Linked DNA regions of Mus musculus: region 1 is linked to region 2. A link is a loop called in an ENCODE intact Hi-C map of the cell type or tissue named here. Cell type or tissue: left cerebral cortex. All regions are shown on one strand. Links, peaks and the distances in the headings refer to the core of each region. The heading gives the core; the rest is flanking DNA.

Region 1 (11,175 bases), core at 2,172-10,171, 100 kb after region 2:
AGATCCAATCTCAAAAGCAACAACGATAAGGAGAATAAACTTTAAGAAGAAAATTTGATTCAGGTGTCACCTCATCTACAAAGTTTTCTCCTTCTGTGACTCATAATAGCACCCATACTTGCCACCAGTCCTCCTACTGAACTTTACTGAGTACCTACTGTCTGCTAGGTACCAGCTGGGTCCCAGAGATATAGAGGGTTAGGATTGCTGACCTTAGAACCTGAAACACTGCTCTAAAATTGCATTGAACCGGGTACCAAGTTCAGTAGTGGTGTCAGGCAAGTGGTAAGTGGGAGTTGTGTATGTAATCTGCTGCTTAACAGCAATGGCAGAGAAAAAGCACAGTTCCCAGCTGCAGGAGCCAACAGACTGATGGAGGAGGCTGGGAATGTGGCTGAGTAGGGAGAGCAATTGCCTAGCAACCCTGAGTCTGAGTGCCAGCACCACACAGTGATGGCACATTCCTATAGTCCCAGCACTTGGGATGCAGAATCAGAGGGATCAAGAGTTCAAGGTTGAGGCTGAAGAGATAGCTTTGGGTTTACAACCATCAGCTGCTCTTCCAGAGGACCTGAGTCTGATTCCCACCCAGCACTGACATGTCAGTCCACAATCATGTAACTCCGATCCTCTCTTCTTAGGTACCAGACACACATATATACAGGTGAAGCACCCATATACATAGGATGATAAAATAAACAAACGAAAGAGTCAAAGGTCATTCATAGTTTCATAATGGATTTGGGAGCAACCTCGGTTATATGAAACCCTATCTCCAAAGACACAGGTGTACATGTGGGCAATGGGAAATGGCAAAGATGGTGGAAGCCCTCAGTGGGGTGCCCAGGCCAGCCATGTGGAATGAGAGAAGGCAGCTTCTATCTCAGCTGGGATCTGAATTAAGGGGAGGCAAGAGGGTTTCAGTACTGTACTGGCTAGTTTTGACTAGCCAACGTGACACAGGCTGGAGTTATCACAGAGAAAGGAGCTTCAGTTGGGGAAGTGCCTCCATGAGATCCAGCTGTAAGGCATTTTCTCAATTAGTGATCAAGTGGGGAGGTCCCCTTGTGGGTGGTACCATCTCTGGGCTAGTAGTCTTGGAGAGCAGGCTGAGCAAGCCAGGGGAAGTAAGCCAGTAAAGAACATCTCTCTATGGCTTCTGCATCAGTTCCTGCTTTCTGACCTGCTTGAGTTCCAGTCCTGACTTCCTTGGTGATGAACAGCAGTATGGAAGTGTAAGCTGAATAAACCCTTTCCTTCCCAACTTGCTTCTTGGTCATGATGTTTTGTCCAGGAATAGAAACCCTGACTAAAACAAGTACAAAATCCAGAATTTAGGAAGAGGTCAGGGTTGCAGGAGTGAGGAAATCAGGGGACACTCACCTGATTATGATGCCTCTCCTTCCCCACTGTACTCCCAGGTAGGTTAGAAGGGGGTCCTGTCACTACACACACACACACACACACACCTTTCCCTCCCTTATTCCTGGGACGAGGCAACAATGAGTGGGAGAATAAATGGGTGCCTGAAGCCTATAGCTGTTTGAAGGAGTGGCCGCATTAGAGGAAAGGGAGGAAGAAAAGTCAGGCGTGCTTGGGTGACTTGTAGTAGGCCTGGGAATATAGCTTTTTGAAGTCCCAGCACTTGAGATGTAGAGGCAGGAAGATCAGAGGTTCAAGACCAGTCTGAGCTCTGACGCAAACTTGGGGCCATCTTGGACTACGTGGGACCTATTGTCAAGAAAAAAGGAGATCCAGCGGGCAGGTAGAAGGGACAGCCAGAGCCACTCCAGACATGGGGAAGACCAGGGATTAATGTCCCTGTCCATGAAGTCAGAGAGAATGAGAATGGAGGAGGGGGTTCTTCAACCATAGGGGAATGGTTAATGAGAAAGCATCCTCAGAATGGGACGATGTTGGTCAGAGAAGAGGGAAAGGGGGACTTTCCTTGTGAGGCCTTGTATCCCTCTCATTTAACCCTTATGACCTCCCTTGGAAGAAGACGGTTGCTTGTAGTGTGTCTTGGGGACAATAATCAGATATTGGGCTTTTTCAGGTAGCTTGGGTGGGGGAGGGGTTGCTTGGATGACTTGTAGTAGGCCTGGGGATATAGCTTAGAGGCAAATCAATGTGCCCTGCCTTCAGTCCTCAACACTGCAAAAAAACCAAAAGTAAGATGAGTCCGAAAGTGTGAGAGAGGGTGGGTCGAGGGTAGCAGAAAGGATATGGAGATTGGATCAGTAAAGAAAGAGCTGACCACGACAGTGACTTCAGGAGAGGCCAGAGGAAAAGCCAGACGGCAGGGAGGATTTTCTGTTGGACTCCTGCCTCATTCTCCAAAAGTTCACTCAGATGTCTTCTCACCCACCCGCCTCAGCTCCCTCTCCCAGCGGCCTGGTCTCCAGAGTGTTAGGAAGTGACCTTCAGCAATACATTTTCTGACTTCCAGATAAGGAGCCAACTGCAGATTCATCAATTTTCTTACATTCTGGCTGGTGGATTTATACAACATTAAAAGGAAGACTTCCTAGCCAGGTGATGGTGGCACACGCCTTTGATTCCAGCTCAGGAGGCAAGTGCCAGGGCTACACAGAAAAACCGTGTTGAAAAACAAACAAGCGGCCGGAGAGATGGCTCAGCAGTTAAGAGTGCTGGCTGCTCTTCCAAAGGTCATGAGTTCAATTCCCAGCAACCACCTGCCTGTGGCATCTCACTCTTTGCCTGACTCCTCTTCCTGTAACCTTACCTCTACTATATATCTCCTTGTCGAATCAGCAGCCCAGTGGGCCTCAGAACACCTAAACCAGCTGGTGGCCCCTCCACTCAGTTTCCAGCAGTGGTCTAAATCCCCAAGTCTCTGCAAGTCTATGAGCTGCAAAAGAAACGCTTCTTACCTGCCTGAGTCCACTTCATATCCTGCTCCTGCAGGTCCCATTTGCCCTGGCCACACTGTACTTAATGCTAGGAGTGCCAACTAACAGCATTCCCACCTGCAGGGAAAGTCAGGGACTGTTTGACACCACCCCCCCTCCTGGAATGCCCTGCCCTGCTCCCAGGTAGCTTCATGACTTGCTCTCTGACTCCCTAAAGATCTTGGCTCAACTACCACCACCTCGTGTTATCTTCCCCAAGCATCCTAGATACAATTATAAATCCTTTCCTGACAGGCTTTCTTTTCCTTCATGGTACCCAGGGCACATACTATTCTTTTATTATTTATTTAACTGGCTTATTATCTCCTTTCTAGAAAATACCAGCAGATCTTTTTCCTGTTTGATACTATTTCTTTCCTTCTCTCTCTCTCTCTTTTCTTTTTTAAATTTTTTGAGATTTTATTTATTTAGGTCTTTCAAGCTAGGATTTCTCTGCGTAGCCCTGGCTGTCCTGGAACTTGGTCTATAGACCAAGCTGGCCTCAAACTAATGAGATCCACTTGCCTCTGCCTCCCAAATGCTGGGATCGCCTGACTGTGTCTGTGTGACTGTGTTAGATCCCTTGTACCTGGAGTTATATATAGTTCTAAGCTGCCATGAGTCCTAGGAACCTGGTTCTTTTAGATGGGTAGCCATTGCTCTTAACCTCTGAGCTGTCTCTCAAGCCCCATGGTCCTCCAACCTCTGCTTCCATAGTACTTGGATCACAGGTAGGAGCCACCACACTCAGCTTGGTATTGTTTTCTTTGCTGCCTGAAACAGTGCCTACCACTGCAGTAGGCACTCGCTGCACGTTGCCAGGGCTACAACTTCTCTGAGCAATAAACGTAGGATAATGATTAAAATCTGAAAATTTTAAATTTAAGACTGGAGCCAGGGCGTTCTAATTTTGTGTGTGTGTGTGCCCGCGCTAATAGAGACTCTGGAGTAGGGGTTGTAGCTCAATGACAGAACTCTATCATGTGTGAAACCATGAATTTGACCCTCAGTACAGGGCTGGCAGGGTCAAGGAGGCCAACCTAAGCCAAACCAAGCAAAACAAAAACAACAACAACAACAAAAACCAACCAACCAAACAAAAAAAAACCAAGAAAGCTAAGATTTTGATTCCCGCCTCCACCCCAGATTTCAGGGTTAGTCCCAAGGGTTTGCAAACTGCTCTATCTCCCTAGGTGATTCCCATGCAGGTCATGTGGAGGTCACACTACCCAGATGTCTGCTCAAACTGAAAAAAATAGGACCCAGAACACCTGAGGTCTTTAGTTACACAGGAGTTACAAGCTCCTTTAGGACACAAACTTCTGTATCCTCTGGGTTCAGCACAATGTATGTGCATGTTAATGCCGTGTGAACGAATGTTGAGAAGGATGAATGGGTATAACAGGACTTGTTAGAAAAGGCATGCCAAGGGTCAGCTTCTAGAAGTCAGAATGCTTCCAGACTTTTGGCTGTGCCTGCGCGCCTCAGCGAAGGCAGCCCGCACCACCGCCCACCAAGTGGCTCCGAGGCTAGCTTGCTCCAGGCCGGCGCGCGCCCTTCCGCTCCGCGTGGTCGTTGCCATAGTTACAGACGCGGACCGTCGAGGGGGCGGGGCCGGCGCGTGCGCGTCATTCCTAGCGCGACGCTCTGCCGCGCCTCCCGCCTTTCTGTTCTCAGGCCTTCCGCGCGCACGGCAACCGTTCCACCTGCGCGCCTTCGCGCTCGCCGCCCACTCTGGTCCGGTTCTGCGCCGGCGCGGGGCCCTCTAGGACGCGCGGGGGATTTGTGAGACGCATGCGTAGTGCGCGGCCGGCCGCTTCGCTGTCGCTCGGGTTCCGCCGTTGCCACCTCCCTACGGGCAAGTGCGAGAGGGGAGCCGAGGGCCGCCGCCGTCGCCGCCGCCGCCACCATGGGGGTAAGTGAGGCTGGAGAAGTAATGGGAAGTCCACAGCTGCCGTTCACCCTCTGCGTCCTCATTGTTTCGTGAACCCCCTCACGTGACCCTGACCCCTTACAGTCTCACGTGACCCCCGGCCCCCACTTGACAAGAGTTCCCCACGCCTCGTTGTAAAGGTCCCGGCGTTGAGCCTAGCCCAGAAATTCTCTGGGAGCCCTCTTCTCCCCCCCGCCCCCCACTCCGTTCTCTTCGTGCCCCTTCCTGCCTCTCTGACCCCCTAGAAGGCCTCCCCACTCCCGAGCCCCTGCTGCGTCCCTGATATTAGCCCCTTGCTCCTTGAAGACACCCATCATCTGGCTGTCACGGTCCTAGCGGTTTCCTGCTACCCGAACTTGTAGGGAACTGAGGCAGGGAGGCAAGAAGGCGTATGGCCAAGGTCACATTGATATGGCTTGGGCGCTGGACCCCATCCGGTGACTCCGGAGTCTCGATGGAATCTGCTTCCCACTGCTCAAGTCTCTGCCCAGCCAGTTCCCCTACACTTTTGAACCGTCTGCTACCAGCTTCTTCCTGCTTCAGATGAAACGTAGTCTTCCTTACCACACAGGCATGCCCGTTCAGCTTCTGGCTGCAGTAAAATGGATCTTAGAAGTTGGATTGTTCTTAGTCTTGTTACTGCAGGTGGCTTGCAATGGAAGAGGGGGTGGAGGTGTACAGATGAGTAGGGGGGATGGGCTGGTTATAGTCCCAGCCTGGATGTATAGTAACCACCTGTTATGGTCTGACAGCAAGAAGATGCATTTCCATGGCCTTTCCTGGGATATGCAGATCTAGGGTTGGGCAAAAGCACCCTCCTAAAAATGTAACTCTCTGATCATAGGGTTCGTGTGGAATTTGCAACACTTTTAGCGAGTCCTGACTTTGAAACTAGATGTGCCTCAGTGGCAGCCCCATCTTTAACGGCTAGTGGCATGACCCTGCAGGTGATGAGGCCTGGCTTGGTTTTATTCCTATTTGTGCGATGCACGTGACCTCCTCTTAGGATAGTGATGAAGATTAAATGAGAAAATGGATGTAAATAGCCCACTAGGTGCCTTTAAGCAGTAGCTGCTATTTTGCTTATATTCTCAGCCTCACTTCAGTGATCTAAAATAGATTGGTGCTATTTTTATTCCTTTGGGTTTGTCCCTACTGTCACTAACCTAGATTTTTTTTTTTCCCTCTCTCACAAACAAATCAGCTTATTAGACAAAAGTAGTCTAGCTTGTGACAAAACACTTATTTTGGGATCAATGTCAAAACAAAACTTGAGGGGCCTGGGGTTACATAGCTCCGTAGTAGAGTGTATGCTTAACATATGTGAGGCCCTGAGTTCAGTCTTCACAAAAACCTCAAAACCTTCCAAAGCATTTGTCATAGTTCAGACAGTAATTTTTATTCAATATGAAGAAAATCAAGGCTGAGAGACTTTGGCATATTTAACTTCAATTTTAGTGAGCAGTTGCAGGCCCCTGCTGTTGTTGAAGCTAAATGAAATCAAGTTTCTAGTATTACTCATTAACTCTTTGCCCAGAATCAGCCACTGCAGACAAAGCCCTAAGAGGGTGACATGCCTCAGGTTCTGTACTTATTCATTGGTGGCACTGAAGTCATGGGGCCCAGATACACTGGGCTTCCTTTGAGTCCCCATCTATTGCTCATACTGTGGAGATGTTTCTCACAACTCCCATCAGAGTGTCTCCTGGCCTAAAACTCAAAGCAGCAGAGACTTGAATTACCTTCATTGGATCAGATCTGGAATACTCCCATTACTCTCATCAGTCCCCACCCCAGCCTCCATGCCCCACCTGCATAACTTGAAGCAGTTGTTCCTAGTAGTTGCCACCCATTCCCCTAGGAAGTACCCTGCTTCTAAACCCCAGGCTGAGTGATAGTGGGAGCAAGTGGAACAACACCTCTCCCGGGTTCTACTACTGTTGGGTTTGAGTTAGAGGATATATCTCTCCCCTTGCCAGAACCAGTTGGGTGGAAGCATTGACACGGAGGCCTAAGTGATGTCAAATCTCTTCTGGAAGCAGCCACTGGTGGAGTTTGTTTGTGGGTTGTCTTTTTATTTCTCTTTGTGACTCCTAGACTAGTAAGGGGTTCAAGCCTGAATTTGAATCTGAGCCTCCTGTTTGTGCACACACTGGTAAGTAAAGTAAACCTACTCCTGCCTGGTGGAGCTGAGTCCAGCTGAGGCTGGGAAGACCTGTCAGAACTCTAGGACTTGAATTAGTAGTTGGTTCTCACAGCTGAGCTGTCTACAACACATTCTTTTTAGAAAAGCAGAGGCAGAGGGCTAGGGATATAGCTGTTCTATAGAGTGCCTGCCTGGCATGCCTGAGGTCCTGGGTTTGATTCCTAGCACCTCGTAGACTGGGTAAAGTAATTCAAGCCTGTAATCCTAGCACTCAGGAAGAAGAGGCAGGAGGAACAGAAGTTCAAGGTCATCCTTAGCCATATAACAAGTTAGGAGCCAACCTGAGCTATAGGAGATCCTGTGCCCCCCACCCCCAAAAAAGAATGCACGGGCAGAGTGTCTGACACTAGTGGGTTCCTGTAAACAGAGACCATCTCTAAAGCTGGAAATGAAGCTCAGTGTAACATAGTAGCTATGAATATGCTTTGGTCCTAGCACATGTACAGCTAAAAAGAGTTTAAATCCAATGCATAATACCATTTTATCTGTACAACAGCCCTTTGATTATTGCTGTAGGAATTATTAGGTCCATTCTATGGTTGAGGAAACTGAGGTTCTGACAAACTGAACAACTTGCCAAAGGGGCTTTAAGTAACATGCCTAAAGCCATAGCTATTAAGTGAAAGAGCTGAGAATCAAATCCAGGTCTCTTGACTCAAAAGCCCACACTCTTTTTATTATATAAAGCTCCCTTGGGAACGACACTTAACCACAATGAGCTTTACTGTTCACTGTGCTTATTTCCCATTTTAATTAGACAAGTTTTCCTGCGTCCCTGCAGGACAGCCTTACCTCCACAAGGCTTCAGCGAAGCTAATTGGAACAGTGGGAGACCACTCTAACTGGTGTTTGCTGGAGTTGCAGGAGGGCCCCTGCCTGTGTGGCCCAGCCTGCCTCTACCCCTCACTCTGTGCTGGCTGCCAAGTGCTTAAGGGGTGTTGTCCATTATCTCAATCTCCTTGGTAGTGGCCTTGAGGGTTGCCTGGTTTGCCACTCAGTCTGCATAAGTCTCAGAAACCATGTTCCTGTGTTGAGAAATTAAATGTTGTGGAAGAACCCAGGTTTTGTGCTTTTGGGGTCCTGGGAGTCACACTTGGTTTCCAGCACCTTTAATCTTGTCCCACAATGTGTTTTGTGGCAGTCCAACAGTCCTACACTCTGTTGGCTTGGTAGGGTGGAGAAGGGAACTTACATCTCCTTTGAATGTGAAGATATGTTAGCATCCCAGTTTCCCTGGAGATGTTCAAATGGTCATTTAGGGGTGGCAGGTGGGCATGGCCTTATCTGGTTGATGGAATACTCATGTTCCTGATGCTCCATGGTGCAGCTCTGGAGACTTCAGCTACTGTTTCTCTTTTCCCTGCCTCCACCTTAGCATGGAGGTGGTGTAAGAGGTGGCACTGTTGGGAATTGGTTCCCAGGTAAATGGGCATCAAGAAATTAGTTGCTCCGGGCGGTAGTGGCGCACGCCTCTAATCCCAGCTCTTGGGAGGCAGAGGCAGGCGGATTTCTGAGTTGGAGGCCAGCCTGGTCTACAAAGTGAGTTCCAGGACAGCCAGGGCTACACAGAGAAATCCTGTCCCGAAAAACCAAAAAAAAAGAAAGAAAAAAAAGAAATTAGTTGCTAAGTGGTTGCCTGAGAGTGCTCGAAGCCCCTAGCTTTATCTCTGCAGGATATGAGGTCTTTGGTGACTGAGCTGAAGTCTAGACAAAGGCTGCATCTGTGGCCTGGCCCCTCATGTCTCCATTTGGCCACTCACTCCCTGGGGAACCATGCATGAGTCATGCTCCCTTGGGCCTCAGTTTCTTAATGTATAAAGGTAAGTGATGGCTTCTACCCTGAGCCTTGACCCATGTATTCCTGTGAAAGTACTTTGTTAATGGATTTCAGCGTGGTGTTGAAGCCTATATTCCAGAGGGAAAATAAATCCCGGAAAACCAGTTGGAGGGGCTACTTCTGTTCCCATTTGCACCTCCGTGAAAACAGCCTCAGGCTGGGGGTATAGTTGAATGTTAGACCACTGGCCTGTCATGCACAAGACCCTGAGTTCCATCCCCAGCACCACAAAGACCAACAAAAACCTGTATGTGAGCCAGGCAGATTTCTGAGTTCGAGGCCAGCCTGGTCTACAGAGTGAGTTCCAGGATAACCAGGGTTACACAGAGAAACCTTACCCCGAAAAAACAAAAAACAAAACCAAAAAAAAAAAAAAACCTGTACGTGCATTTCTCAGGAGAGGTGAGAAATGAGAGCTAGCCTGGCTCCTAGCACAGTGGTGGGAAGTATCTGGTGCTGGCATTTTGCCTGTCAGAGAGTCTAATTCTTTTACCTTCTGATGCTGAAATACAAGTTTGGCAGTGCTGTTCCTTTGAACATCCAGGCTGAAGTTACGCTTTGGAGCTAGCCCGTCTGTTTAAAAGCTGGTTTTTAATTCATGTGAATGTTGATTGTTCAGTGCCCTGTCCTGGGGCCAGGCAGTGCCACAGTCACATTGGCATTGGTGGTATTTGACCTCTCTCCAGTGAGCTGTGAAAGATGTGTGGCTGGAGTCAGGAGATCTGGGCTGCTGGTCCTCCCTGGTAGGGTGAACAAGAAGGTATCATTGAGCACCTTTCTGTAGCCCTAGTGATAACAGCTCCAGGCAGGACTGGAGGCTTTACTCTTAGACAGGGCATGATGTGTTTTTGTTCTAGAACCTGGCAGGGAAAAAGTAGAAAGCACTTTTGATGAAAAGTGGGGGTTGTAGCTCACACCTGTAATCTTAGCACTTGGGAGGCTGAGCCAGGTTGATTACTGTTGAGTTGGGGGCCTGCATGAGCTACAGTATGAAACCACTCTCTTCCCATGCCCCCACCAAAAAAAAAAAAAAAAAAATAGGGAGAAGGGATTTTGAAAGAGCCCCATATTAGCCTTCAAGTAGGGTCTGGTTAAGATGCAAGTAGGGACAATTTCCCTGTGTCGTGCCCCATCCCTGCTGTCGTGCCCCTGCAGCTTGGTCTTGCCTCTGCCCTGAAGTGAACCATAGTCTCTCAAGCCACCCTTGACATCAGCAGGGCCATGCTGTGACTGCCACTTGGCCTGGGCTGCGCAGACGTGCTGGGTGTGGCTCTGAATTGCTTCCACGGGGCTGTCTCATAGTTAGAAGACTCTAAAGAAATGCTGAGCCAGCCGGCCATGGTGGCGCACGCCTTTAATTCTAGCACTCAGGAGGCAGAGGCAGGCGGATTTCTGAGTTCCAGGCCAGCTTGGCCTACAAAGTGAGTTCAAGGACAGCCAGAGCTATACAGAGAAACCCTGTCTCAAAAAAACAAAAAAACAAAAAAACAAAAAAAAAAAGAAAAGAAAAGAAAGAAAGAAATGCTGGTCTGGGGCCATCTTAGATCCTAGATGTTCCTGAAATTGAACATTCCTCCTTAGGAAGGAACAGCCAAGTGAATATGTCCACACATCCAGGTTTCCTATTGCAGGGTCAGGTTAACGGGTTCAAGGCCCCTTGGGTTCCTCTGAGTGAGTTGGCTATAGCCCTTCCAGTGGTGGTGTTTTCCTTGTTGCAGAGAAAGTCGAGCAAAGCCAAAGAGAAGAAGCAGAAACGATTGGAGGAGAGAGCGGCCATGGATGCTGTGTGTGCCAAAGTGGATGCTGCCAACAGGGTGACTCTCAGTTCCTCTCTCAACTTCAGCTCCTTTCTGTTTTTTTACTTCTTGGCGCCACCAAGTGGCAGATCTCTGGCACTGTCCACACAGGCCCATGCCCACACAGTTTGGGGAGGAGGGGCTGTGGTTGGCTCAAGTGTTGAGGGTTGTGTGGAAAGGCTACAGGTTTTCCTGATGTGGAACGTGGGGAGATTTTTTGGGTGAGGAAACCTCTCATGAGACATAACACATGGTTCTTAACTCTTCCTTCTTTCAGAGGTTACTGGCTGCCCGTGCGTACTGTAAGCTCTGCTTTACCCAAGGCTTCACTGGCCTGGTCCCTGGGACTGCTCAGAGGAGCAGCAGCTGTGAATCAGCTCTGTGGGATGGAGGGTGGGGGGTGTCAGAGCGGGTCTGAGAGCTTTCACCCTGAGACTGAGAGTTTGGCCTTGGTACCCTTCCTACATCATGCTGTATTTCACATTTTCCCC
Region 2 (11,175 bases), core at 1,288-9,287:
TCTGTTAAGAGCTGGGAGCTTTCCAAAGCTGAGAAAGACCTCAGAGTTGTTGAATTCAACAAACCCACTTATCAACAGGGAGACTGAGGCCCAGAAAAGGAAAAAGACATCTTCAAGAGGTCTGGTCCTTTCATTGCACTATTCTGAGGTTTTGCCATCCTCCCTCCTACCCTCATACCAAGACAGGGACTTACTATGTAACACAGGCCATCTCGAACCTCACTATGTAGAGCAGGCTGACCTTGAACCAACAGAAATCCACCTCCATCTGCCTCCAAGTGCTAGGATTAAAAGCATGCCACCTTGCCCTGCTGGGGAATGTGTTTTACATTTTAGTTTTAGTTTTTAAACCTTTTTTATTTTTAGAGTTTTACCTGCTAGCCTGCATACCCACTATGCACATGTAGTGTTCATGGAGGCCAGAAGAGCTTTGTGAGCCCCCATGGGACCAAACCCATGTCCTCTGAAAGAGCAGCAAGCTTGGAACTACTGAGCCACCTCACCATCTACTTGTCTTTGTGGTTTGGTTTGGTTTTAGAGATGGGTGTTTACTGTGTAGCCCTGCTTGTCCTGGAACTCATTATGTAGGCCAGGCTGGCCTCGAACCATCTTTTCTTCTGCCTTTGTTTCTCTCTCTCTCTCTCTCTCTCTTTTAAAAAAGATTTTATTTATTTATTTATTTATTTATTTATTTATTTATTTATTTATTATATGTAAGCACACTGTAGCTATCTTCAGACACTCCAGAAGAGGGCATCATCTTGTTATGGATGGTTGTGAGCCACCATGTGGTTGCTGGGATTTGAACTCTGGACCTTCAGAAGAGCAGTCGGTGCTCTTACCCACTGAGCCATCTCGCCAACCCCCTTTGCTTCTCTCTAGTGCTAAGATTACAGGGGCAGACCACCATACCCAGCTGGAGGAATCCTTTTTGGTTGTCTGTTTTATTTTATTTTATTTTTCGTTCTAGAGATTGACCCCAGGGCCTCCTTCATGGCATGGGAGTTAAAGCTCTCCCACTATCCTACAACCCCAGGAATCCTTATCGTCAACAAGTGCCTATTCTTTTGCCATGAGTTTGTCTTAGAAGGGAGATTTGAAATGAAAATGAAAATGAAAATGAAATGGTCTCTCCAAGCCGGGCGTAGTGGCGCACGCCTTTAATCCCAGCACTTGGGGGGCAGAGGCAGGCGGATTTCTGAGTTCAAGGCCAGCCTGGTCTACAAAGTGAGCTCTAGGACAGCCAGGGCTACACAGAGAAACCCTGTTTCAAAAAACCAAAAAAAAAAAAAAGAGATGGTCTCTCCAGACTTAAACATTGTAGAATATTTTAAAAGTCATTTAGGGCTGGGCATGGCAGTGCACACTTGCAATCAAAGTGGTGAGGAAATGAAGGCCGGGGATCAGTAGTTCAACCATCCTTGGTTACATATCATGGCCAGCCTGGGCTACTTAATACCCTGTTTCCAAAAAAAGCAAAAACAAAAGAACAACAAAAACTTGGATGGACAGGGTGGTTGGTGCACACCTTTAATCCCAGCCCTTGGGAAGCAGAGGCAGCTCCAGGAGTTCTTGGTCAGTCTGGTCTACAGTGGGAAACTGTGTCATAGAATCGAAACTAACAGCAGAAAGGAAATGTTATGTGTAATTTAAAGAAATATTTATTTGTATGTGCCTATGTTTGTGCTTTTATGGGTTTATGTGTATCACTGGCATGCGGGTGCTGGTAGAGGCCAGAGGGCATCATTTCCCCTGGAATTGAAGTTACAAGGGGTAGGGAGCCATCTGATGTGGATGCTGGGACCTGACCAGATTCTCTGGAAAATAGTACAGGCTCTGAATGAGCCAGCATTCTGACCTATGTTGTAGTATTTATCTATTTAACTTTTGTGTATATGAGTGTTTAGCCTGTATGTACGTCTGTGCAACCTAGTGGAAGCCAGAAGGTGTCAAACCACCTAGAACTAGTTAGACAGTTGTTAACCACCATATGGGTGCTGGGTACTAAACCTCAGTCCTCTGGGAGAGCAACCAGTCCTTCCTCTTGACTTCTGAACCATCTCTCCAACTCATTTTATATATATACATATACATACATATGTATATATATTATACACACACACATATATACATATATAATTACATTTTTATTTAGTGTATAGGGTAGCATGCTCATGGAACAATGTTTTAGACTTGGTTCTCCCCTTTCACTATGTGGATCCCCATGGATCAAACTGAGTTATTTTGCTGGCCTTTGTTATGTGATTCCATGCCAAGATCACGCAAGCATTTTTCTCAATACTGAAAAAAATACTGTACCTTAAAGGTGTGTTAAGTTTCAAGGACGCTGACCCAGTGCCTGTCCGACCTGGTGTCTGTCCCAGGCTTTACAGAGGAATGAGGGGACTGACTCAATATAAGGCTGACATAGACTTCTAGAAGCCAAGATAGTCGCAAGATGGGCGGGTGTGCAAAGCAGGAGACAGGCAATAGGATGACACTACACTTGGCAGTTGACTCACACGTTGATAGCAAGGTTGAGCGATAAAGTGGGTTTTATGAGCTAAACATGCGGATGGGAAGTTGGCGTTAGGCTCAAAGGACATCAGTTGTAGGAACAGCTAATAGCGGTATTTTCTAAGTCAAACAACAGGTACAGGTGACCCACGCCTGTTCAAGGTTTGAAAATAACCGAAAACTGACGGAAAGAAACGAAGAGATAGATTCTTAGCCTCGGCAGCTCTCGGGTGTTGCCGGAAATGGCTGACTACCGCTCTCGGCCGAGCGACGGAACGGGGGCGTGGCCGGTTTAGCACACGCGGAGCCTCTTCGGCTGTTTCCGGAAACTGCCGAAAGCTTGCTCCAAGTGGGCGGAGAAAGGCCGGTAGGCGTGGCTGCTGGTTGGCTCTGGAGGTGCGGGGAGTCTCTTCGTGGATTTCCGTAAACAGAGCCGAACCTCGGTCTTCGGAATCTAGGAGGTGCGCGCGTCCCCGGGGATTACCTTCTTCGGTAGTTTCCGGAATTCACCCATCGTCTGGGCCGAGAGGAAAAGGCTCTTCCCCCTCCCGTTCCTAGTTGTTTCGGATGTTTCCGGCTCTTGCCGGCGGAAAGAGCCGAGGGCTGGCGGTGGTGGCGGCCATGTTGGGAGCAGCAGGTCCGGCGGCGGCTGCCTGTGTGTCGGGCGCGGAGCAGTGCGGCTGAGGGCAGGGGAGGAGCGAGGCAGGCGGCCGGCTGCGGCGGTTGAGAGTAGGCGGAGCGGCGCGGCCGGGCCGAAAGGCGGCACAACCCAGCCGGGGGTCGGGGGGGGGGGTGCGGTCCGGAGCCGCTCGGAGCCGGCGAGGCCTAGCCCGAGCGGTGCATCACCGGGCTGGCGTGAGCCATCGCCCGGCCTCCCCGCACCCCCGGCCGGGGCCCATGCAGCGGGTGCTCCTGCTGTGAGAAGCCCCGCCCGGCCGGGCTCCTAGCCTTCCCTTCCCTATCTTCCTCCAAGCTTCTCCATTCCCTCCCCTGAGATACCGGCGCCATGTCCAGCGCTCGGACCCCCCTACCCACGCTGAACGAAAGGGACACGGAGCAGGTAAGGAGCCCTCAGGGCTCCCCTAATTCTGTGACTGGGCCCCTGCACCTTACGGAGGCTCCCTCCCTCAGTTCTCCTCGTGCTCCTGCTTTCTTCTACAAGCCTAGGCTGTCATCTGGCCCTGGGTTCCAGCCCTTCACATCCCTCTTCCGAATCCTGACCTGGGACCCACGTCGTCCTGACTGAACTGCACACTTGTATTTCTGCCAAACGCCCCTCGCCTCTCACCGCCCTCCTGCGCTCTTCCGTGCTATCTCCCCAGCTTCCCCCTCTCTTCCCTTTTCTCTCAGGGGCCTTTCTGGTCTTCCTCCACCCACGCTTAAAGCAGCCACCTTCCTGCTCCTCGAATAATACCCCGCGATTTGCCGCGGATTGTTGCCCACCTCTTTCTGCATCTCTCTAGCTTTGTACCCTCTCTACCCGCACCGGCTCTCACAATCCTCGGTTTTCTCCCTCAAGAGTCCGTGTCTCGGGAGTGTGTTCTCGGTCCCTTTCCCCTTTCACTTCCCCAGCTTTTTCTATCCTCCTTTCCCGTTCCAAATTGGGCTCTCCCTGTTGCTTGCAACCCACCAGCTCCACCCTCGTCACCTTTCCAAATCGTTCGCCTACTCCTTGCTCATCACTTTCCCTTCTTTTCGGCAGGAGCTCCCAGGCTCCTGGCACTGGCATGTGTCGCTTCCGTGTTTCCCATACAGCTGTCATGCGCATAGTTTTCCCACAGGTTGCCTTTGGGGTTCCAGTCACCGCTCCCTTCAGAGTCTTTGGATCACTCCTGTTCTCTTCCCCCTGGGGTTTGGCATTTAAGTCCTTGGGCCTCCTGTCTGAATGCTCTTCCAGATTATCCCTGGGCTCTCCTCTACCGTGGGAAAGTCAGTGTTTTAGTCTGGCTGTATTAACATAACCTGTTGCTCACTCTTTTGCGGGCTGCATCAGCTGCATCAGTCCCTACTTTACTGCCTACTTACACTGCAACACAAATTCCGATACTGTCTTTCCAAACTGGTGGCTGTCACTTCTCATAGTATCATAGTATCTTTCTTGTTTGCTACTTCCTATTGCTCAACCTTCCCCCATCTCTCTTACAATACCTCCTTAATCAGTGCTGCCTTTCCTGTCCTAATGGGTCTCCTCCTCCCCTCCCAGTCTGTTTACAGCTTGTATGCTCTGTCCATTCCCTTTCTCTTAGCTAGCCTTTGCGGGTCCCAGGGTGTATGCTAACTGCTTATGCTGCGCACCAGCTCCTGGGCTGGCCTATGCTCTCCCTTTCTCATCCTGGCAATCACTGCTTTTTGTCACCCAAGCTTTTGCCTTTTCTGTGTCGTCCTCTCACCTATGAGCCATTGCTTCCACTTCACACTTCTCTCCTTTGTTTCACTGTCTCTAGTGTCCCTCTCTGCCTGCCTTTTGGACAGTCCCTTGCCTGTCACATGTTTCTGGGTGAATTTTACTAAACACAAACTCGTTGGAAAGGAGCAGGCTTTACTCAGCACACCCTGGTGTTTCCCTCCTGTTCCCTGTTTTCTCTGTAGCCAGGTAGGCTCGCGATGCTGCTGTGTTTGCTTAGCATCAACTTCCTTCTTTGAGAACCCTCTTTATCTCTTTCCTGTGCTTTGCTGCTGTTACTCTCCTGCTGTCTGTACCTGGAGCTAAAGAAGCATCCGGACAGTTTTCTGACACGATGGACCCATAACACATAGGGGCTGTGTGCTCTTGGGCCAGAGCAGGGGGTTGAGAGGGAGGGATGGTTGATTGATTTCATGCCTGGTCTGGCAGCTAGTCCTGCCTGGGACAGAGATCTTCAGAAACTGAGGAGCTTGGTCTGTGTTGCACAGTCCCTTGCTTGCCAGCAGTGTCTCTTGGGAAACACTTTGTCCAGGCTCTTCTGAGGCTGGTCCGTGCATCCTCCTTTCTCCTACTTCTCGCAGTAGCTAGACCTCAGTTAACTGGAGAACTTTCCCAGACTTGGTTATGAGCAGGGAGAAGGAGGCCAAGTGACTGACTGGTACTTTCAGGCATGTGGGGCGTGGTTGACCTGCCTGTTCCCCAGAGAGGCAGGCTGTGGAGGCACCGTGTTGGGCAGAGTGGCCTCGGTGTGGTTTCTTTGACTGTTTACTAAGTGTAAATGCACTATTGGTCTTCTGTGTGCTCAGATGTGCTCCACACAGTATTGGGTCATGAAGTTGAGGTTTGATGCATGTACACTGATTTCAGGAGAGTGGTAATCAGTGGCCAGTTTGGCACGTGAGCTGCTTCGTGATAACTTGGTCCAGAGCAGAGGCTGCCTTGTCATTCTGCTCCTCTTAGGCTCCATTTCTGTTCTTGGTGGACCGAGCTGCATGCAGTCAGTTCCTGATTCTCCACTCACACTGTCAGCTTCATGTTCTGCCACCGCCTTCGAAAAAACTTGGACTTGGAAAAGCTAGGTGCACACCCTTCCAGGTGCCTAGCTGTTTCTCTTTGTTTCTTGTGCTGCTGATTTGCTCAGAGCCTTGTTCTTGATAGACACGTTATACTCCCCAGCCCAACCCTGTGTGCTTTAGAAACAAAAACAAAAAGCAAGAGTCAGTTCAACATCCACCTTCTTCAGAGTAGACCCGGCTACCAGGTTGAAACTAAATACCTTCTCCTCAGTCCCATTGCACATAGTGAAGCCATTGTGGAAGCTCAGTCATTGCAGTCACCTCAGTGTTAGGAAATAAAAAGCAAAGAATTTGGCTGGGCAGGTCCCTCTCCACCGTCACCTTATTTAGATTTAAATTAGTTAAGCTGGTTTTACCAGAGAATAAGTAAGCAAACTTCTGTGGATGTTTCCAATCTCTTCCTTTTCTCCTTCTTTCTTTAAAATTGTGGCTGATAAGCTGTTTCTAGGAGCTCTTTGATCACTTCTGAAACACACAGAACATGTTGAAGCATAAAAATAAACCTTATGTTGCAGAAGATTGCCTGTTTGCTGTCAACTCTGCTTTTAACAGTGAAAGTAGATAAAAGAAAGCCAAGCTCTGTCTTGAAGATAATTTTGGTGACACCTGATTTCAGATGTGCACTATCACCAGAGATGACTTCCTTTTGCAGGATTCTGACCTGGGGCTAGTGGTTTTGGGGTTTCTAAAGTCTGTGAGCTGAGCTTTCTGTGAGCTGCTTTTCCAAATGCCTCTGCTGGCCTGGAGGCTTCGCAGCCTTGAAAGTAATCAGCAAGATGACTGTTTGTCTTCCAGCCAGCAGCAGCCTTAACAGTCAAGTGTGGAGAAGGGTACAACTTCCAGAGTTCACCTACCCCAGGCTAGCGCTTTCCCTAATTTCTGGGGGAGGGGACACATAGCTTCATAACCTGGAAACAGAGTATCTGATAGAAAACAGGAGCCTTTTGCTTCCCATCAGTCAAATGACAGTTCTGCCCCCAACTCTTCTAGAGAGTGGGTGGCAGAATATATTCTCAAAGAGGAGTCTGGAAGATTGAAGAAGAGGACAAATCTAAGTTATAGAATCCTATAAAAACATACTGCTCAGGGCTGACAAAATGGCTTAATGGGTAAGGGCACTTGCCACAAAGCCTGATGACCTGAGCTGGATCCCTGAGACTCACATACTTGGTGGAAAAGCTGAACCTCACTCTGGCAAAATACTAACAAACACACATGCTCGTTCTCATTCTCTCTCTCCCTCTCTCCCTCTCTCCCCACTTCCTCCCTCCTTCTCCCTCTCTCCCTCTCTCTCCCTTTCTGTCTCTCTGTGTCTAAATAAATGTGGTGGTGGTGGTGGTTGATAAGGATAACAGCAGCAACAAAAAGCCTCATACCCAGCAGTATAGAGCTGAGGCAGGCTCAGATCCAAGTTCTGTTTGAGCTACAGGATAAACTCAAGGCTAGCAACTTAGTGAGACTCTGTCTCTCCAGATCCAAAGTAAAAAGACTAGCTATAATTTAGTGGTGTAGCATTTGCCTAACAAGCCAATGGCTGAAGGTTTGCTTTCCATTAAGGTGGATGTGAGAACGGGTTTGGTGGAAGAATTAAGCCATCCCATAGACACCTTGTGAGATTCCAGTTTCCTTTTGGTCAACACTGGTCTGAATACTTCATTTTTGATGATGTGGGATTCTGTGATTTGACTCTTGATGATGAGGTGGGGCTCTGCCTTCAGGGTGTGGATGTGAGTGAATGTTAGACCTCACAGTTTAATCTGCTGGACCTTAGAGAGTCTATGTGAGGCTTGTTAGAGTAATGTCTCTCTGAAACTTGACAGTGACGCTGTACTTTTTGACCTTAAAAGTAATTGTAGAGTGAATTATAATAATGCTTCTCCATTCTGAGGATTTGGGTAGCTAGCTACACAGATGATACAAGTAAGCGGTTGGAAGTTGGCCTGCTTTGGATTGAAACCAAGTTTGCATAGGGGTAGGTGCATCTTTTATTCTGTGACAATAGTTTGGGCTGAAAATCTTGGGCATACATGTCTTGGCCTAGTTGATACTTATGAGGTAAAAAGAGATGGAGAACCTTGTTTGCCTGAGAGGCTTGTACAGTGAGATCTCTCAGGAGTCAGCATTTCTCTGGCTGATGGTCTCCCTTTGGAAGAACAGCCAGATTCTCAAAGGGCATTTGACTAAGACTAGCTCCAGGCCTTCATGAACTGTTTTCTCATGGAGCACTTAGCTACCTAACTGGCATTTCTCTTCCCTCAGGAGCTTCTACAATGGCCCTACATATGTATTATGTTGACTTGAATGAATATTTTATGCTTAGAATGCAGTCAGGCCTCAGACTTTGTGGCACATTATTGACAAGTGGGTTGGGGGCTGGGTACCATCTTTGGCCCCGTGATAGTGTCTGTGCTAAATGGACTCCCCCCAGCAGCACTTTGAAGCCCGTTAATGGGTTGGGATGTGGTAACTTCAGCAGATGGAAAGGGCCAGGAGGCAGCCTGGCCACCTAAGCCTTAGGCTGCCTGGTCAAGGTTCCTGCTGTACCCAGGCTCAGCTGCTTCCCTCTACTTGGTTAAGTTGGAAGCCCAGCTGCCTGGCCTCTGTGCTGAGGGGTATGTGTGGAGGGCTGGCCTTGTTCCCTTCTGCTTATGTTGCTGCTGCCAGGTTTGATGCTTTCCTATCAAAGCAAAAACTCAGAGCTATATGGAAAGGTTGGTGTTTCAGCTTGGCCTTTCCTTGGAATCTCAGCAAGATGACAAACAGGATAGGTGACTGAGTTTCCTTCTCTTGATGGGAGATTCCAGTATTTGTCGTTTTGCATTTGAAGCTTGGGTTCTCTAGGCTTTCTCCCAGCCTTCATCAAACATGAGTGTGAGTCACTGACGTGTTAGCTGCGTGCTTTCCCCTTCTGTTTCAGCACAAGGAAGAAGAATAAGCCTTTACAAACCTGGGGGAGGAACTCACCCTTTCCCCATGCTGGCACTGGAGGCTGCAGGCTATCCCTGCTTAACCTAGCAGAGTGTCACTGCCCCCACCACAACCTTTTGGGATAGCCATTGAATACCATCGTTATTTACTTGTTTGTTTGTTTGTCTGTTTGTTTTAGACATGGTTTCTCTGTATACACTTGGCTGTCCTGGAACTCACTCTGTAGAACTGGCTAGCTTCAACCCCATAGAGATCCTCCTGCCTCAGCTCTTCATTCATTTTTTAATTTAAAAAATTATTTTTATATCCAGGCATGGTAGCACATACCTTCAATCCCAGTGGAGGCAGGTATCTTTGAGTTTGAGGCCAGCCTGGTCTACATAGCAAGTTCTAGGACAGCCAGGACTACATAGAGAGACCCTGTCTCCAACAAACGAAAACAAAAATTATTAGTATTTTAATAAGGTCTTTTTTCTGATGGGGACTTTAAATTTTTTCTTACTATTTTATGTGTATATGTGTCTGCCTGTGTATTTTTGGACCACCTGTATACCTGGTACCTAAGAAGGGCAGAAGAGGGCATTGGATCATAGGTTCTCTGAAAGAGCAGCTAGTGCTCTTAACCTCTGAGCCATCTTTTCAGCGCCCAAATCCCTGCTCCTCTTTTTTTTTTTTTAAAGATTTATTTATTATATGTAAGTACACTGTAGCTGCCTTCAGACACACCAGAAGAGGGCGTCAGATCTCATTACAGATGGTTGTGAGCCACCATGTGGTTGCTGGGATTTGAAATCCGGACCTTTGGAAGAGCAGACGGGTACTCTTACCCACTGAGCCATCTCACCAGCCCCCCTGCTCCTCTTTTGCTTGCTTGCTTGCTCGTATGTAGCTCTGGCTCTGCCTTCGGAGTGCTGGGATTAAAGGCATGCACTACAACCACATGGTTACATGCAGCTGTGATGAGAGTTAACCCAGGTTCTCTGGAAGAGCAGTGTGTACTCTTAACCTCTGAGCCATCTCTCCAGCCCCCTGCTATTGTTCTTAGATTGGGATGGGACAACCAATTTTGAAACAGTACCAAGAGAATCTGGCCTCTTGGTTTTCAGTTATCTCTCCGAAAGAGAGGGCTTCCCTGTTTCTTGCTCTGCTCAGTGCCCCCCTCCTCCTTTTGGGGTGTGTATCCCTTGATCTGTATGTCTTTGTCTGGCATGCTGTCTGTAGGTTCTTTCCACAGGTGTCTTGTCTTTGGGTTTGTACTCACGTCTACTTTGAGATATTTTCATTAGCACAGTGGTGTACAAAATCATTACATGTAGGCTTGTGAAACCAAGGACCAGGCATAAGTTTTGGTAGGACAGGTGGAGTTGGATGCTCATACTGGCTTGGGGTCCTTGGGGGCAGGTAGGTGAGGTAGACATGGGGAAAGAGAGGGGAGAGCTGTATTCAGTGACTGCTCCTAGCCACCCTTCTGGCCTTTTTTTTCCTCCATGTGAGGTAGGTAGAGCAGGCTCTGGGCTGCACAGTAGAACCTGTCAAGCTGGTTTTGCACAGGGCCAGCCTGTCTTCCCTTGTCCTCTCTGGGAAATTGGCAACACAGAGGTCAGCCTCCTGTAGACTGAACGGAGCTGCTGAGTTTGTATGACCTCTGTAAACAACCTCCCACCCTCTGCAAGTACCCAGTATGGGAATTGGATCTCCTCTTCTGAAAGCTTTTTCGGCACCCCATGCTGATCCTCAAACCAACTGATCTGTTTTATGAACTTTCCTTGGAACCTGTAAGGTACAGTTTCTTTTCTTGGGCTCCCTACACACTCATTTGTCAAAGGGTCCCACCATCCCTACGGAAGGGTTTGGGGTCTCCTATGGCGCAGGTCTGGGAGGGCTGAGTCTGGTTCCTCTTTTGGAGTGTGGAAGAGAATTGGGAATCCTGAGTCCTGGCTCCTGTGATGTAGACAAACTCAATGACTTCGGACCCTTTGAGTGTGTGCTCCATGATTCAAATGCCCCAGGCTTCCAGGAGGATTAAAGGGGCACAGCTTTTAGCCTTTGAAAACATACAGGCACTTAGCTATAGTTTGTCTTCTGAGAATTATCAGTTACTTGGATGTTATAGGGAGTTTCCTCAGGGAGTAGACTGAGCCAGGTTCTAAGACTCAGTAGCCAGTACTGGAAGGTGGAGCAGGAATGTTTTCCCATTCTCTTCAAAAGCAGAAAATCCAATGTATGGAAGCTTTATAATTTGACTTAAGC

What was found. A loop is a pair of places that touch in the nucleus more often than their neighbours do. Peaks named below come from ENCODE experiments on the same cell type or tissue, not always from the same donor. Only the 100,000 strongest peaks of a DNase experiment are listed, where the experiment ranks them.
Region 1: a loop joins it to region 2, with 3 times the contacts of the local background. A loop is called at or near these places in 16 of 42 quality-filtered maps.

What each region holds. Positions count from the first base shown.
Region 1 is chr19:7,234,590-7,245,764 of GRCm38, reverse strand. Naa40 (N(alpha)-acetyltransferase 40, NatD catalytic subunit) reads left to right here and starts at 4,543. Exons shown (of 8, transcript NM_027643.1): 1 at 4,543-4,827; 2 at 10,607-10,702. The coding sequence starts at 4,822. In left cerebral cortex, for the core only: no CTCF peak of the experiment used is centred there; DNase peaks (open chromatin) are centred at 4,602, 5,251 and 5,345; H3K4me3 peaks cover 1,812 bases; H3K27ac peaks cover 864 bases.
Region 2 is chr19:7,333,570-7,344,744 of GRCm38, reverse strand. Mark2 (MAP/microtubule affinity regulating kinase 2) reads left to right here and starts at 2,885. Exons shown (of 18, transcript NM_007928.3): 1 at 2,885-3,577. The coding sequence starts at 3,524. In left cerebral cortex, for the core only: no CTCF peak of the experiment used is centred there; DNase peaks (open chromatin) are centred at 5,996, 6,921, 7,314, 8,864 and 3 more places; H3K4me3 peaks cover 4,030 bases; H3K27ac peaks cover 2,405 bases.